Regions from separate parts of the Homo sapiens genome. Here region 2 is linked to region 1. Evidence: chromatin contacts called from ENCODE Hi-C data. All regions are on one chromosome and are shown on one strand. Each heading gives the region's core, a stretch centred on a gene start or an enhancer-like site at or near the end of the contact. The rest is flanking DNA. Distances are from core to core; before and after follow the strand shown. Region 1 holds the start of LHFPL6 (LHFPL tetraspan subfamily member 6). Region 2 holds the start of SUPT20H (SPT20 homolog, SAGA complex component).

Region 1 (6,219 bases), core at 994-3,493:
CTCTTTTTAACAATGAGATAACTTAGGGCTTGGGAAGATCACCATTTGTCTGAATTCACTTATTTAAGTTAGAAATTTGAGTCCCAGTATTATACTTTCACAAATAATTGATATTGCATCCTGAAAGATTTTTAAAAATTTGGCCTCTTCTGTCATTTTTTTTTTCATTTTAGGCAGAATCTCTGTGATAGCATTTACTCTGCTTAAGAGAGTGCAAATAATGAGATTTTTTTAAAAGTCATTTTTTAGCTGTAAATTTTTGGGCAAATTACTTCTTATCCTTGCGGTAAAATAATAATTATTCCTTCTTCATAATTTTTCTTTTCTTTTTTGAGGACTGGATAAGTAATCTATTAAGGGACCTTAATGTACTAACACACAGCAAGGAGTCAATCTGTAGTAACCATGATTATCATTAATATGTCTCCAGCCAGCACTTGCGCTTAAGCTTTCTCACACTTAAGAAAGTGTTTGAGAGCAATTTCCCCTGCAGGTTGTACGGAGGTGACTCCGATTCTCACTATTATTCTTTTGTCTTTTATGATCATATCTTCCACCATCATATTATATAGGTATGAAGGCTCTGTGTAATAACTAAGGGTGTGGTACCTAACTGGAAGTCAGACCAATCATTCTTATGCTGTCACTGAAACCAGTAACCGGTGATTTGTAAGAGAAGAGTTAAAACAACTTAAACTCAACAACAACACCAAAAACAAAAACACTTAAATTGGGGATTCTGAATATGGGATTCATGGATGGGCTTTAAGGGAATGGGAAACCACCTGATATTTCATTCAAATGATTGACATTTTGGCCCAGGTAATTTTGGGGACTGTCCTGTGCACTGTATTTAGCAGAATCTCGGGTCTTTACCAACTAGATGCCAGTAATACTCCCCATTCATGGGTTATGATAATCAAAATTATCTTCAGACCTTGCCAAATATCCCTTTCCTTCTTCAGAATCGCTGTGGTAAAGCTTTATATGTCCGCGCATTTTTTTTTCTGGAAGGCTTATCAGTTTCATCGTATTTTTTAAAAGACCTGTGACCTCAAAAGGCTTGGAATCAATCACTTAAGGTCTTTCAAAATAATAATAAAAGAACACATATCTCCAGCTGTCGTTGTGGGAAAAATGTACACCATCACGGCTAATTAAAATGGTGCAGTCTGAAAATCTGCTATGAAATATATACCTACCAATTTATTACTTTCAACTCCTCTAAAAAGACACCTCACAAAAACTATATCTGGGAAACTGTCTACTTCAAAAACTGCTGTTCCCAGATGGCATACTTCTTAAAATACTGTGTTCAGCAGAGACTCCCACAGTCATCTACTGAATCTAGCTCTAAACTTCTAAAGGGGTTAGTGCTAATGACAAGTGGAAAAAGTCCTCAAGTCCAGAGGGGAACTAAAAATCAGTTGTTTCTCAGAAAAGAAATCAAACGATGGAATAAATTGCAAAATTGATCAGGAGGCAGGATGGAGGAGAAGGGAGGGAGGAAGTGAAGGGAAAGGGAGGGAGGGAGGGAGAGAGAGACAGAGAAACAGCAAGAGAGAGAGAGAGAGACCTTTGAAAGAGTGTATCTCTTGGGAGAGGCTCGCTAGAGGTCCGCCCCTGCCTTCTCCCTGGCTCGTCTGGAAAGGCAGCTGCCCCCATGCCATACATGAGCCTTGGGCTGTCTGCTGTGCTTTAATTCCCACGTCCACAACCGCCTCATTCACCGCCTTCCAAAGTGACCACTTCTCAAAAGCCTCCTCAAATCTCAAAGGGGCCACTTTACCCACTCTTTAAGGCCCTCTTTCCCGTCTACGGCTTCTTTTAACGGCGGCAGGAAAACAGGAGCATAAACCCGAACAGTAAACCCAGAAAAGCCCCAACAGGCAAAGTGTGTCATCTTCCGTGGCTCCTCGGGGTCACCCAGGAAGACAAGCAACTTTCTCCCATACTTCTCGGTCTGTCTGCCTTCCCCACTCAGCTTTGAATGAGACGCAGGGAGAGGGGGCGCGAGGGGGCTCGGGGCTAGGGGAGGAGCCGCGAAAGCTGCCCCCGGGGGTGGGCCTGGACCCGCGCGGACAGCGGGGCACCCCCCCACTCCCTTCCCGGCGCTCCAGGAACGTCCCCGGTGCGTCCTGGGTCTGTCTGCGCGGAGTTCCCCGGGGCGCGAGGGGAGGGGACTGGAGAAAGAGGAGGGCCGGGCAGCGGAGGGGAGGAGGCGGTGCGTGCCTCGCCTGCCAAAGGGAGATCCGCTCCTCTGCGTGCGATCCCCGGCGCCCGCGCGCGCCCACAGCGCTCCGCCAGAGCTGCCGCCGCGGACTCGCCGGGAGTGGGGGTCTCCGCTGGTGCCAGCCCGCTTCTGGAGACCCTCCGCCTCCTGCCAACCCCTGCTCTTCCAGGTCGGGCCCCGGGGTTCTGCGGCTGTTAGGGACAGAGGCAAAGAAGGGCAGGACGGTCCGGTTTCCCGTGGATGTTCCCGCCCGAGAAAGACAGCAAGTTGTGTGTGCGCCCGGGACGCGGGAGGGAAGGTGGCCGCCGCCCGCCAGCCATGTAAGTAAATCACTCGGCTGCCCCGTGGGCGTGGGCTCCGCTGCTTTCTCCCGGGCTCCCTCTCTGCCCCGGAGCCGGAGTTGGGCTGCTCCCGGGCTCCGGACTTCCTGAGCTCGGCGGATCCGTCGGCTCTGCCTGCCAGCCGCGTCCGCTCTTGGCGTCTGCCTCCGGGGGGTGCTGCCTTCCCATCCTTATCCCCTCCCTTCGTCCAGAGCCGGCTGGAAAATGCCTCTTGCCCCCTTTTAGAATGGAGGGATCATTGTGTGTCTCCATGGGTGGAGTGGCTCGGTGAGGCAATGGCAGGGGGCTAAATATGGGCTTGTCTTGGCGAGGGCGCCTCACCGCAGTTGGAGATGGGGGCCCCCTGCCCGCAGGCCACCCCCTGCTGGTCTTCCCCAGCCTCGTGGCCCAGATAGATCAACTTCAGCCCTGACTGCAGTTGACAAGATTAGAAAAAAAAGTAGTAGCCGACCTCCCGTTTGAGTGACATCCAGAACTGAAAATGGGCGGTGGTTAGAGAAAAAAACGGGTAGGGGCGAGGTGAAGAAAGGGGGAAATTTGCTATGGACCCTGAAAGCTGGAGTTAGGGGTCCTGGGGGTGGAATTCTAGGGTGGATGGGCTCTGTGCTTCTGTATTCATTTCTTTATGGAAAGTGTGAGAAATGGTTAAGGAACTCTTTTTGAAAGGCTGGGGTGGAAGTAGATGCCCCTGGAACCATTTGGATGACTGGGGTTTGATGTAGCATACTGGGAAGTATGGATTGCTGTTCAAATTAGACAATCATTCAGTGGGAGAAATGATTGCAATAGAACTGTTGGAATCAATGAATCAAAACTGCAGACTCAAAATAAGTCATACACAGGCATTCTTTTACACTAGAAGATGTTAAGACTAAAGAAATTCTGAAATGCTGCTGAATGAGTACAAAGAGTGTCTGGTAATAGTTCTGTACTGTGGGTGCCTCCGCAGACCATAATGCTTGTTAAATTTATGGTACTCTGCAATTGTGAAAAATTATCCTAATTAGTTTGTTTGGCTCATGCAGAGAGTTAATGCACCCTTAAAGGGACATAGAAAAGTTGCAACAAACTATGAGCATGAACTTGCAAGCCAAAAAATGGAAATCATGGCATGGTTCATTTTATTTTAATTGTTTATTGCCCAGTGAAAGTGCTACATTACTTTTAATGTGAGTATATAATATATAGAATGAATTCATTGGCCTGTCAAATAAAAATCGGGCGTTTCTTTAAGTAAATAGCTGTCAGAGTTAATTTGGAAATATTTACGGAAGATAAAGACATGAAAAAGCTTTGAGCTGGTTTGACAAAAATCGAGTTATGAAGCTCATAGAGAGAATTAGTTCTTCCCACTTTTAAAGTGTTGAGGCAAGTCTCAATGTTTATTAATTGAAAATTGTAGACTAGCTGAAACAGTGTTATCACTTCTTTTAATGCCTTTAATTTTTAATGTTTCCTGTTGTTTTACCAGGGACCATCATCTTTAGTGCAGAGGATGGAAAGTTGATGCCCAGTAAGACTGAAGATCCATTCTGCATTACGGAACTGTGGATTATCTGTGGGTCCCTGGTGATTTCACACCTTCATTCACTCCTGCAGTCCCTGAACACTTACTTGGGGTCCTCATTGCCCTATCTGGTGAAAGATGGCATCCAGCCTGACTTGTACTGGAGTAATCTGGGCTTTGCTGTCTTTTCTTTGTGCTGCCACCTCCTGCGTGGGGTTCTTTATGCCTTACTGGCTCTGGGGATCACAGCTGGGCAAGCCTGTGTCCTTCGGTACCTTCCGGAGGTGCTCATATCCTGTGCATGATGAGAGTCGGCAGATGATGGTGATGGTGGAGGAATGTGGGCGCTATGCCTCCTTCCAGGGCATCCCCAGCGCAGAATGGAGGATCTGCACCATAGTGACCGGCCTGGGTTGTGGCCTCCTCCTCCTGGTGGCGCTCACTGCCCTCATGGGTTGCTGTGTTTCCGACCTCATCTCCAGGACAGTGGGAAGAGTGGCTGGAGGAATTCAGTTTCTTGGGGGTAAGTGACTTGCTGAGCTTGAGTTGTTTACTGGAATCCCAAAGCAGTATTAAAAGTTATGTTTCAGTTGTCTACTGAGATTATTATAAATGACACCTGGAATGCATAAGAGAAATAGATTTGGAATGGCTTTGATGATAGGTTGCCAAAGTCAAGATTATTGTCAGAATTGCTGCTTTACAACTTCAAGAGTTCTTAATTTCTGTACATATACATCACTGGCCTGCTAAGTGCCACCTATGTGAAACAGTAACATCTAGGTTGTTTGAGGTGTAGTAGGGGCGACAGTTTGGATTTTATAGCTTCTTGTTCGTTATGTTAAACAATAGACAATTAGATTATCTTTGTCTTCATGGAATCCTCGGGTCTTTAAAGGTAAAGATTTCACAGAAAAGTGGAAAAGGTTTTTGATTCAACATTGTTATCATGAACCTCTAATACACTTTGGTGGATGCAAAATTTACTCTTGCCCAATCTTAAACTCTATTTCTAAATAAATGTTAACTATTTTAAATGAGAGATCAGTTTTATATAACAACTATGAACTTAACTATTCTACAGAGATAGCTATCCACTTAATTACCTTGTTAGGTCTTAACTTTCCTGGGTGCTCTTGCTGTGGAAAAAAAGAAAAGGGATATTTAGCAAATGATGTGTGCTTGTCCCAGATGGACTGGATAGTTTCACTAACGCCAGAAAAGGTTTGATTTTTACTTGGATTCCCTCCAGCAAGTATTGCTTCAATATCTTTGGTCATATGGTTTTAATTGTACTTTATGTATTTTCCACTGTGCTTTTCACCTCCATTCTTCAACCTGACTGGCTGAACTTGTCTGATTTACAGTCCACCCTGGTGAAATATGACAACCTCCATAGATAGTGCAGAGTGAAGGGAAATAGGAAGCCTGGAAAACTTATACAATGTATTTGGAACTTCATTACAAAGTAAAGGTCTGTTACTCCCTCATTTGGTGTTTTCTTACAGTCTTTTGTGAAGAATCCAGAAGAAGAAAAATGAATTAAAAATGAGTAGTTGTGAGACAGTCTCCCCATATTAGAGAACCCCAATGGATTATTTCAGAGTATTTAATATAAAACTTTCAAGTAACATTTTCAGTAAAGTTTAATTCTTGTGCTGAAAATGCAAGTGGCAAAGTTTTGTGTTTTGAAATGAGATAGAAAGTTTTGTTTTAAAGTGAGATAGAATTGTCCATTCTTTCCTTACTGATGTAACTTTGTTCTCATTTGGGTTTTTTCCCATTGGGTTTGCACCTTAGTCCCTCCCGGGAGGCAGTGTGGGGGACCTACCTGTCATCTCTTTACAGCTTCAATGTTTAACACTGACAAAAGTCTTGCATGTGATATGTATATTTACACAGGTATGTACTTAAAACTATTAGGAAACCTAAAGAAGTTGTCATTGAAAGTGGAAATGTAAATTCAGAGTTTGAAAACTTACAAATTTTAAGAATAGATTTTAAGAATAGAATTAATGCCAAGAGTATTTAAAATTTTTTTCTGTAAGAATAAAGTTGGTCTGCTGTTTGTGTTTCACTTGGCTCAGGAAAAATGCTTAAGCAGTTTCATTTTCTCCTCTTATGGTAAATATTGCTTT
Region 2 (6,219 bases), core at 1,269-3,768, 2.5 Mb after region 1:
AAACTTTTGGGATGAGACTCTGCCTGGAAGAGCATGCCTGGCAGAGTGTGGGGAGAGGTATAGCATCCACCTAGGGTCCAGAAGGCAGGGCCACCACCCTTGTAGGTCTGGAAGGCAGGGCACTGAATCAAAATGGATTATTCTTGAGCCTTAAAATCTACTAGAATTTGCCTTGCTAGATTTTTGGACTTGCTTGGGACCTGTCATCCCTTCCTTTTTGCCTATTTCTTTTATTTCCTTCCTTTCTTGCTCCTATTTTTGTTTGTTTGTTTGTTTGGAATGCCTATTCTATGCCTGTTCTGCCATTGTATTTTGGAAGCAAACAACTTCCCTGGTTTTACAGTTTCATAGCTGGGGAGAAAATTTGCATCAGGATGAATCATATCTCAAGTCTCACCCTTATCTGTTTTAGGTGATATTTAGAAGAGACTTCGGACTTCAGATTTTAGAGTTGATGCTTTTGAGACTGTTGAAGTGGTATGAATGTATTTTGTATTCAATAAGGACATGAATTGCAGGGGTACAGAAGTCTGTTGACCAAATTATATCTCCACAAAATTCATATATGTAACCCCAAACCCCAATGTCACTGTATTGGAGATAAGATCTATAAGGAGGTAATTAAGGTTTAAGAAGATCATAAAGGTGGGGCCCTTATCCAATAGAATTAGTTACTCATAAGAAGAGACATGAAAGCTAGTGTGCTTGCACAATGGATTCTTGGTGATGACACCAAAAGCACAAGTAACAAAATAGATAAATTAGATTTCATCAAAATTAAAAAGGTTTGTACACTGAAGGATATTACAAAGAAAGTGAAAAGACAACCTACAGAATGGGAGAAAGTATCCACCAATGATATATCTCATAAGGGTCTAATATCCAGAATATATGACTACACATAACTAACAACAAAAACACAAACAACTCAATTTAAAAATGGGGAAATACCTGAATAGAGAGTTCTCCAAAGAAGATATACAAATGGCTAACAAGGGCATGAAAAGATGCTCAAGATAACTAGCCATTAGGGAATGCAAATCAAACCCACAATAAAATACCACTTTATACCCTTTGGGATGGTTACTATCAAAGGAATAGAAAATTATGGTGTTAGTGAGGATGTGGAGAAATTGGAATCCCCCGACAATGCTCTTGGTATGTAAAATGAATGGTTCAGCTGCTGTAGAAACATTTGTTTATGGGTTCCTCAAATATTTTCACGTAGAATTACTATAAGACCCAGAAGTTCCACTATGTTTATACCCAAAAGAATTGAAAACAGGGACTCGAACAAATACTTGTATACAAATGTTCATATCATTGCTATTCACAATAGCCCGAAAGTGGAAACAACCCAAATGTCCATCAGTGGATGGACAGGTAAAACTGTGGCATCTAGGTACAGTGGAATAGTAGCCATAAAGAGACATGAAGTACCGATACATGCAACAAGGTGTACAAGGTGAACCTGCAAAAGATTATGCTACGAAGACAGACCAAAAGGTCACACATTCCATTTATATGAAATATCCGTAATAGGTACCACAGTTTGAAAGCTGATTGGCATTTGCCAGGGGCTGAGAGAGGGAGGAATGGGAGTAACCACTTAATGTGTTCGGATTTTATTTTGGAGTGTACTTTAATACACTTATAATGTGTGCAACCACTAACTCTAATTCCAAGACACTTTCATTCATTATGACCCTTGGCATTGTGAACGGCAAATAATAAATGCTCATTAAAAAGATTCACCCCAGGCCGTGCATGATGGCTCACGCCTGTAATCCCAGCACTTTGGGAGGCCAAGGCGGGTGGATCACTTGAGATGAGGAGTTCAAGAGCAGCCTGCCCAACATAGTGAAACAGTCTCTACTAAAAATACAAAAATTAGCCGGGTGTGGTGGTGCACGCCTATAATCCCAGCTACTCCGGAGACTGAGGCAGGGAGAATCGCTTGAACCCAGGAGGCAAAGGTTGCAGTTAGCTGAGATTTCTCCACTCCACTCCAGCCTGGGCGACAGAGCGAGACTCTGTCTGAAAAACAAACGAACAAACAAAACAAAACAGACCTTACAATGTGTGCTAGTAATGCGGTTTCTGAATTTTTAGAACCCTTCTCTGGGGTGGTTTTTTTAAAAACATAAACTCATTGGCAGTTGATATACTACAGAAGGTTGTACGCATTGGACTAGTAAATGTAGGTAACGGTGTCGCTGTTTTTCCATTTGTATGTGCTAAGCAAAGAGAAAAGCTAGTTCTATGTTTCTTCCACTCTAGAAATTCAACAGGGTCGTTTTTCCCCAAATTCACATCTACACCCTCCCTCCCACTTTGCGGACTCGGACTCCAGGATTGAGCAGAGATCCTGGGCCCCGCCTCCCGCCCGGACGCAAGTCTCTGCGGGCCTCACCGGCGTCCTGCGCGGAACGCAGCGCTCCAGGCTCCTGGCAGCGGCCCCGCCCTCCCGGCTCCTCCCCTTCCGCCCGCCTTCCCCGCCCCTCGGCCCAGCCTGCCAATCGGAAGTGCGGCCGCCGGAACTGGCTGTTGGTGGGGGTGCAGCACTGAGCCGCCGACGGGGCGGGTGGGCTTTGCTGCCGAGCAGGCGGCGCCGTCTTGGGGCCTAGCGGCGAGGCGACCCGCACAGGTGGGCGGTGGCGGTAGGTGGGTGGCCAGCGACTGGCAACGCGGTGGCTTAGACGCGCGAGATCCGGCCAGGGTCAGAGGTGAGCGGGCCGCATCCCAGAGCCCGCTGGAGGAAGACGGGGTCCCCAGAGACCCGGCAGGCCGGGGCGGAGGTTGAGGCAGCTAAACTCCAGGTGGACGCCTACATCGCCTTTCGCGGTGTTGCTAAGCCGAACTTTTAATTTTAGTTTGACTTTTGGGTTCCAGAGACGGGTATTTCCGGACACTGGCAAGAATTTTGCCTTGCGTGTCTTCGAAGGCGGTTTTCTTGGTGTCCATATTGCATAAAGGCTTGTCGCTCCTCTGTGGAGATGACGGTTGTACAGGTAAAGCCTAAGTTGTGACAAAAGCTCCTGCAATGGGAAGACTCTGGTCGATCAGGGAAATCAGTAGAATTGATAGCAACGCGTAGAATTGATAGCAACGCTTAGAATTGGATTAATTACTGGCCATGGTTACCCGGCGCTCAGAAATGAACTTGGAGAACAGTTGCCCTGGAAGCCATCTCCCGTAGCCACTGCGTAGTGGGGGCCGCGTCTTCTTGAGTGCAATTCATCAAAGTCTCTAGTAGGACTCAAAATATAAAGTGACGAGCAGGATTTTCGGAGTCGAGTACAGTGTACTTGGGTTGATCACCATGTTATAAAGTTAGATCCAAATTAAGAAATACATATTCGTCTCTGAGCAGAATTGGGTCCTTTTTTTAATTGCTTTGCTTTTTTTAAAGAAATGTAAAAACAGATGCCGGTTTGATTAGTTTGCAGGTTGTAATATTGGAAGGGACCTAAGATTGGACACAGAGTTCTGAATTCTGATCTAGGTCTGTGATGTTAGGAAAGTCAGTTGTTCTGATTGCCTTATTCTGTAAAACGGAAATGATAATGATTACAGTTTCCTCACAGGTTCTAGTAAATTCTGTGTATAGACAGAATGTTTGCTTTGTGAGAGATATGAAGTTATTAGTTTTTGTCTGAAGTACTTAAATAATTTAAAGTTAGTAAGCCCCCATCCCCAATTTAGTGACAAGAAATCTTAAAGTCATCACATTTTGTCCGAAAAGTACATAGTGTATCTTCATCTTCAAATTCAGTGGTCAGAAAATTTTCACGTTCACCTAAATTCAACTTAAACCTCCTACGAGCTTTTCAAGGGTAGGAGTAATATCTTACTCATTGTAAATGATCGTAAATCATTTACAGTTGTATGGTGCTTGTGTTTGTGTTGTATTAGGAGGTTAGTCCATTTTTTAAAGTTTCAGACGGAGTTTCACTCTTGTTGTCCAGGCTGGAGTGCAATGGGGCGATCCTGGCTCACTGCAACCTCTGCCTCCCAGTTCAAGCCATTCTCCTGCCTCAGCCTCCGGAGTAGCTGGGATTACAGGTGTGTGCCAACACACCCGGCTAATTTTTAATTTTTTTAGTAGAGACTGGGTTTCACCATTGTTGGTCAGGCTGGTCTCGAATTCCTGACCTCAAGTGACCCACCCGCTTCTGCCTCTTACAGGCCTGAGCCACCGCCCCAGCCAACTTTTTTTTTTTTTTTTTTTTGAGACGGAGTCTCTCTATGTCGTCCAGGCTGCAGTGCAGTGGCGCGATCTTCGCTCACTGCAGCCTCCACCTCCCAGGTTCAAGTGATTCTCTTGCCTCAGCCTCCTGAGTAGCTGGGATTTCAGGTGTACGCCACCACACCCGGCTGATTTTTGTGTTTTTAGTAGAGACGGGGTTTCGCCATGTTGTCCAGGCTGGTCTCGAACTCCAGGGCTGAAGCAATCCACCTGCCTTGGCCTCCCAAAGTGCTGGGATTATAGGTGTGAGCCACTGCACCCGGCCTTCTGTATTTTTTTGTAGAGACACTTTCCCCATGTTGCTCAGGCAGGTCTGGAACTACTGCTCCTGGGCTCAGGCCATCTGGCAGCCTCTGCCTCCCAAAGTGCTGGGATTACTGGCGTGAGCCACACCCCACCTGGCCCTTTCCTTTTTTTTTTTTTTTTTTTTTTAATGGCTTGGCAAAAAACAAAGCTTTGGGGTTCACCAAAAATCAAAGCAAAACTGTTTTACCTGGAAAATCTTGTTTTCTGTCATCAGAAGTTGTGCTTTAGTTCAGCTGTGTAGACACCCAGTAGTGGTTACATGAAGTTAGGTGAATAGATTAAAAATAATTTTTATTTGTCATCAGTCTCAGAGCAAATGTTTTCTATTTATTTTTATTTCTAACTTTTTTTTTTTTGAGACAGGGTCTTGCTCTTTTACCCAGGCTGGAGTACAGTGGTGTGATCATGGCTCACTGCAGCCTCTATTTCCCAAGCTTAAGTGATCCTCCTGCCTCAGCCTACCGAGTAGCTGGGACCTGTGCCACCATGCTGGACTAATTTTTTTTTCTTCCCTTAGTAGTGACAAGTCTCACTATGTTGCCCAGGCTGGTCTCAAACTCCTCAGCTCAGATGATCCTCTCACCTGGGCCTCCCAAAGTCCTGGGGTTACAGGTGTGAACCACCATGCCCAGTCTTATCTCAGAGCAAATGTTACGCACCATCCTTTGCTAGGCAGAGTGAGCTTCAACCCTGGCAGCACGTTTGACTCGTCTGGGGAGCTCCAAAAATGGGGACTGTGCCTCACTCTAGACCACTTAATCAGTCTCAAGCAGGTGGGTCACAGGCATCCCACAGTTTGAAGCTCTGCAAGTTACTCTTGTGCAGCCAGGATAAGAACTCCTGTAGTTATAGAAAAGAAGATTTTCTTTTTTTTTTTTTCTTTTTATTATACTTTAAGTTTTAGGGTACATGTGCACAACGTGCAGGTTTGTTACATATGTATACATGTGCCATGTTGGTGTGCTGCACCCATTAACTTGTCATTTAACATTAGGTATATCTCCTCATGCTATCCCTCCCCCCTCCTCCCACCCCAAAACAGGCCCTGGTGTGTGAAGTTCCCCTTCCTGTGTCCATGAGTTCTCATTGCTCAATTCTCACCTATGAGTGAGAACATGCAGTGTTTGGTTTTTTGTCCTTGCGATAGTTTGCTGAGAATGATGGTTTCCAGCTTCATCCATGTCACTGCAAAGGACATGAACTCATCATTTTTTATGGCTGCATAGTATTCCATGGTGTATATGTGCCACATTTTCTTAATCCAGTCTATCATTGTTGGACATTTGGGTTGGTTCCAAGTCTTTGCTACTGTAAATAGTGCTGCAATAAACATACGTGTGCATGTGTCTTTATAGCAACATGTTTTATAATCCTTTGGGTATATACCCAGTAATGGGATGGCTGGGTCAAATGGTATTTCTACTTCTAGATCCTTGAGGAATCGCCACACTGACTTCCACAATGGTTGAGCTAGTTTACAGTCCCACCAACAATGTAAAAGTGTTCCTATTTCTCCACATCCTCTCCAGCACCTGTTGTTTCCTGACTTTTTAATGATCGCTATTCTAACTGGTGTGAGATGGTATCTCATTGTGGTTTTGATTTGCATTTCTCTGATGGCCAGTGATGAGCATTTTTTCATGTGTCTTTTGGCTGTATAAATG

Evidence for each region. Hi-C counts contacts between places; a loop is a spot of excess contacts on that map. Pooled maps may share reads with other maps.
Region 2: a loop to region 1 is called in a pooled map, with 5 times the contacts of the local background. The contact joins the promoter of SUPT20H here to the promoter of LHFPL6 in region 1. A Hi-C loop is called at or near these places in 5 of 50 pooled maps.

What each region holds. Positions count from the first base shown.
Region 1 is chr13:39,599,217-39,605,435 of GRCh38, reverse strand. It overlaps LHFPL6 (LHFPL tetraspan subfamily member 6), which reads left to right and starts at 2,243. Exons shown (of 4, transcript NM_005780.3): 1 at 2,243-2,553; 2 at 4,046-4,604. The coding sequence starts at 4,220. It overlaps LOC112268119 (protein SPT2 homolog), which reads right to left and starts at 4,112. Exons shown (of 4, transcript XM_035861111.2): 1 at 4,043-4,112; 2 at 2,896-2,986; 3 at 1,794-2,792. The coding sequence starts at 4,112. RefSeq lists a silencer at 2,049-2,348.
Region 2 is chr13:37,055,987-37,062,205 of GRCh38, reverse strand. SUPT20H (SPT20 homolog, SAGA complex component) reads left to right here and starts at 2,518. Exons shown (of 26, transcript NM_001014286.3): 1 at 2,518-2,647. RefSeq lists a silencer at 2,347-2,606.